Linked DNA regions of Homo sapiens: region 1 is linked to region 2. Evidence: chromatin loops called from intact Hi-C (ENCODE). Cell type or tissue: endothelial cell of umbilical vein. All regions are shown on one strand.

What was found. A loop is a pair of places that touch in the nucleus more often than their neighbours do. Peaks named below come from ENCODE experiments on the same cell type or tissue, not always from the same donor. Only the 100,000 strongest peaks of a DNase experiment are listed, where the experiment ranks them.
Region 1: it touches region 2 in a loop (7-fold over the local background); 2 of 110 quality-filtered maps call a loop at or near these places.

What each region holds. Positions count from the first base shown.
Region 1 is chr2:187,263,679-187,266,178 of GRCh38, forward strand. The region is part of intron 2 of CALCRL-AS1 (CALCRL and TFPI antisense RNA 1); the gene reads left to right. Among named protein-coding and RNA genes, the nearest start is that of CALCRL, 180 kb to the right of the region's middle. RefSeq lists an enhancer at 21-704. In endothelial cell of umbilical vein, no CTCF peak of the experiment used is centred here; DNase peaks (open chromatin) are centred at 593, 783 and 1,223; H3K4me3 peaks cover 334 bases; H3K27ac peaks cover 2,500 bases.
Region 2 is chr2:187,318,725-187,321,224 of GRCh38, forward strand. All of the region lies in intron 2 of CALCRL-AS1 (CALCRL and TFPI antisense RNA 1), which reads left to right. Among named protein-coding and RNA genes, the nearest start is that of CALCRL, 130 kb to the right of the region's middle. In endothelial cell of umbilical vein, no CTCF peak of the experiment used is centred here; a DNase peak (open chromatin) is centred at 1,017; H3K27ac peaks cover 2,500 bases.

The DNA of each region.
Region 1 (2,500 bases), 55 kb before region 2:
CCAGAGAGAATGTAAATAATTAACAGAAAAAAAACTAAGGATAGAAGAGCAAAACATTTGTCTTTAAGGAATGTTGGGGAAAAACAAATCAAAGATAATATTAAGTAGAAAAACAACAAAAAACCCAAATAATAGAAAATAGTGTCTTGGAAATCAAGGGCTGGGTGTGTTCCAAGATGCTATTTTTTAATGACATCATGAGAAGTGAAAAGAGAAGTCGTAGAGAAGGAAAAGAAGAGTGATTAAATATGTACATTGCACTTTGAATCCAGGCAGTCACTGGAAATTTGCGTGAAAGTAGTTTCTTTGTAATGGGGAAGAAGGTGGACGGCAATGCATGGAGATTTGAATAAGAAAAAGGGACAATGCATGTAGAAAGCTCAAGATGCTCAACTTTGAGGAACGGAAACAGATGGGAATATGTTATAGGAAATCATAAAACTGAGGGAGTTGTTTTTTGCTTGATCCAGTTCCAAAAGAAATAGTCACACACACAAAAAAAAAAAAGAAGAAAAGAAAAACAAAGATAAGAAAGAGGAAAAGAGGAATTAATCATGAAGAAGAAGGATACTCATTGCAACAAAATCGTTGAGGATGTATGAGGGGTTAGTGTTTGAGCACAGGTAGAGGGATAATGTAACGAGGGTGCTGTAACATGGCCATTTGTTAGACTGACAGCGTAGGTTGGAGAGCAGGCACTTTTTGCTGAGGCAATTTCCCCAGCCTTGTGTTTATGGAACTTCAGAGTGTGACTATTCTGTTGTGGGGTGAGGTGGAGGGCTGCAAGGAAAACTACACTCTGAGGCTCACTTAAGGCATGTGCTGCCGGTAGCACTTCTGAATGAGGTGCAGAGTTAGAGGCAGTAATTACGGCATTAGCATCGCAGAGTGCCCAGTGAAAAGTTTTTGGAGGGAAGAAAATTGTTTATAATGATTGCTTTCTGTTTTAGATTTTACTCTATAAAACATTATTTCCAAAATCAGAAACCTAGATGGCCTCTAATTCTTATGATTCACTGCTCAAGAACTGTGCCTGTTTCCTCCTATTAAGTATGTTTTCTTGTGCTGTTCTGTTGCTTAGACAATTTTCTTTGGTTCTTCCTATTGCATTCTCATTGAGTTTTCTTATCTTTTCTCACATTTGTTTCCTTGTGATAGTGCAGGGCTGAGTCTTCCTGGTTCCTTCAATGGCTAGCTACATTACATTTCTTTCACTGAAAGCCTTCCCTTTTTTCTAGTGGGGACGGGCACATTGGTGTGGGAAATAGGAGAGCTGAAGAGAGAGAGAAGGGGTGTGAGTGGAAATAGTGAGTGGGGATTATATCAGTAGGCCTTTATCATCTGTCACTTTCTTTCCTGAAGTTTCAGTGATGACATTTCTGATAACATTCGTAAGAATGTAATAGAGCTGTTTTTCCTAATTTTTAATATATACTTCAGTAAATTAAGGTTCACATCATACTATAAGTTCAAGAAGTTAAATGGGAAGAAACAATTCCCTAGTCAAGCTTGAGAATATATGAGAACTTAATTTCAATGCCATACAAAAATATTCTTTGTGTGAAATAGGCAAGAGTTATTTTTTGACATGTAGATAAAATATGTTTTACAAGCGTTGACAATAGACACATTTTATAACAGCATAAACATTATAAATAAGAAAGTAGAGTATAAAAGTATTGTGTGAGAGAGGTCAATGTCAGTAAGAAATTATGAAGTTAACAAGAGGAAGAAAAAAACTGGTGTAAATAGATTGAATGAGTTGCTCTGTTAAAAAAAAAAAACAAAAAACAAAAAAACTTAGGATAGGTCATTAAATCTAGCTGTTTTAAATGTTTTAAAAATTGGAAAGTATAAGCAACATACTGGAGACTACAAATAATAATTTATCTTTAAGTATCATCAGTGATGATTGAAAGAAAATCATACAAAGCACCATGAAGTAAACATGACCTTTTTTTTTTAACTTGGTAAAGGACTTTTTATTTTATATCTCTCCAACGAATGAAAAATGCAGACAAAAAGATGTTCAACATCATGAATCATAAGGGAAATGCAAATCAAAACTACATTGAGACACCACCTCAAACCTGTTAGGATGGCTGCCATTGTAAAAACAAAACAAGTGATGGGGAGGATGTGGAGAAATTTTAACCCTTTTTCAGTATTAGTGGGAATGTAAAATGGTGCAGCCACTGTGGAAAACAGAATGGTGTGCCTCAAAAAATTAAAAATATAATTCCTACATGATTCAGCAATTCCATTTGTGGGTATATACTCAAAAGAATTGAAATCAGGGGCTCAAACAGGTATCTGTGCACCTATGTGCATAGCGGCATTATTCACAATAGTCAAAAGATGGAAGCAACCCAAGAGTGGGTTGCAATTGACATGAATGAACAAGCAAAATGAGATATACACACACAAGGAAGAATTATTCAGCCTTCAAAAGGAAGAAAGTTTTGACAACATGGTATTACACAGATGAACCTCAAGGGCA
Region 2 (2,500 bases):
GTGTTGACCCTGGTCCAGGTGCATCAGCATCAGCATCACCTGGGAACTTGTTTGAAATGCAAGTTCTCAGGTTCCCCAGACTAGCTGAATGAGTAACTATGGGGTGGACTCAGTAACTAGTGTTTTAACAAGATCTCCAGGAGATTCTGGAGCTACACATTCTCAAAGTTGCATGCTCAACTTTGAGAATCACTGCACTTCTGAACTGAGCTCTTCAATGTGTTGTGTATCCTGAATCTCTTTGGTAGTATGGTAAAGCTCATGGATATTTTCTCAGAATAGTGTTTTTAAAAATCCAAAATGAAATACGTAGATTACTTAGGAAATAGACTATATGGAAATTCAGTTATCCACATATTAAAAACAAATTTGTGATACAATAATACATGTCCTTCTTTATAAACACATTTAACTAACAAGATCTGTGCAGGTCTAATTACTGTCATAGCTTTGAAATATTGGTAACGAATAAAGTTATTTTTAGATTACTGCAACAATCACAAAGTGATATGACTATACATATGATTTATACTGGTGACATATTCACAGATATTACAAATAATATCGTGATTTATGGCCACATTTATAATGAAAAGAGAAAGTACATTTCAGCCAGCAGTTAATAAAAATAAAGATTTTCTTTTGCATTCAAGTTTATGGTTCCCTTGAATTTTGTCCATAAACTCCTAGGGGAAAAGGACCCTTGCAAGATGGGTCATTCTCAATTCATCTAGGAAAAAAAAATGCTTATCTTGTAACCTGATAAATATGGTACATTGTAAAACATAGGAGACAGGATATGAATCAAATGTGTTCTGGAAACCATAGAATAAATTGTTCTCCCCCAGGACACCTCATAACCTAACACCTGTGACAATTAAAGCGGAGCTGATCTAATAGTTTACTGGAAATTACTCACAATGCTCCACATTTTCCTGACTCATCATACATTTGTATTCATTATACTTTTAAATTTCTTTCCACATGCTTTGCAATTGTCTACTTGTCATTTTATGTATTAATTGATAACTTTTGATTCTTTAGAACCATTTAGAACCAGTTAGTTTTCAGGTCCTCTCTTCATGTTGTTATGCCAACTCCATTTGAGGAAACGGATATTCAAAGATCACAAAAACAAACCAAGGTCATGGAGCACAGTTCAGTGTCATGACTCCCACTCAGTTCCATATTTCTGGTTCTGTCTCCTGGACTTACTGGCCATAGCTGCAAAGAGGCAGGGAGCCAATGAGACCTGACCACTATTTGAGATAGCTGACTGGCAAATCAGCTGAATGAAAAGAATTTTTAAAAAAGGATTCCATTTCAGTTACTGCAGACAGACTATTCAAACAGGAAGCAGAGTATAAAAGCATGGACTACTTTCATCACGGGACAGAAGAGATAATAGACTTTCAGAAAAGGATGAGATCTATATTTTGTAGATTAGACTTTGTATAATAGGATTTTTTGCCAATTCCTTCTTTCAGAAGCCATTATTTTTAAACCATGTTTTCATCTTGAAGCTTGTTTCATTTGCCAGATTCTTTCCCCAAACCCTGGTTATCAAGGGGCAGTAGGAGGTTCTTTGAAGGGCTTTATTATACTGATTTTACTATGTTATCTCTTGCTGGGATGTGCAGCCTGATAATCTGATATGAACACTGATTTTCCTAGTCTTAACTTGATAATTTGGTAACAGTGTGACATCGACATAAATTTTCAAATTATCTATTTCATTATTTATTAACTGAGGATTATATTTGCCTTATTTTTTCAAATACAGGGAAGAGAAACAAATATTTATTTACCACCTACTATGTGCCAAGCTTTCATAATATAGAAGAAGCCAGCAGTGTAAAACAGCAAAGAAAGTAACACAACTAACTGGGCAGGCAGAGGTAGAAGAAAGGAGAGTGAACCTCTGTAAATGTTACAGCTATCAGGGAGCCAGATTTCAACAGTGAGGAGGTGTAGAAACAAAGACACTATGGTACAGGAAGAACCCATGATTATCTTGTTGGGGTGTCAGTATCTGCAAAATATCAGTAGTAGCAAGAATCACAGTATTTTTGTTATGCGGAGTGCTGAGTTTTCTTCTCTAGCTTTTTCTAGGGCTGTAGAAATGTCTACAGACAGCTGCCGATGGATAATTTAAGAAAGATGGAAGACAGGGAAAATCCGTCTAATGTGGAACAGAACACTGCATTTTTATAGGATAAAGAAGAGGGAAAGCCATATTTACTGTCAGTTTCTGTATTTCATACATAATATCTACATTTGGAAGGTCAGACGAAAGCAGAAAGGAGAACTTCCCAGTTTCTATGTGAAAGGGAGTGGGAGGACCCTTTGAGTGAAGAAACTCTTCATGAGAACCAGTGTCTCCAGAGAAAGAAAAACTGACCCACACACTCTGATGTTTAATTCAATGCTTAGGAATACAGCAGATATTTATTTTTGTTTTTATGCCAGGAAATAAAGAATTTGAAATGACCTGTAGAAC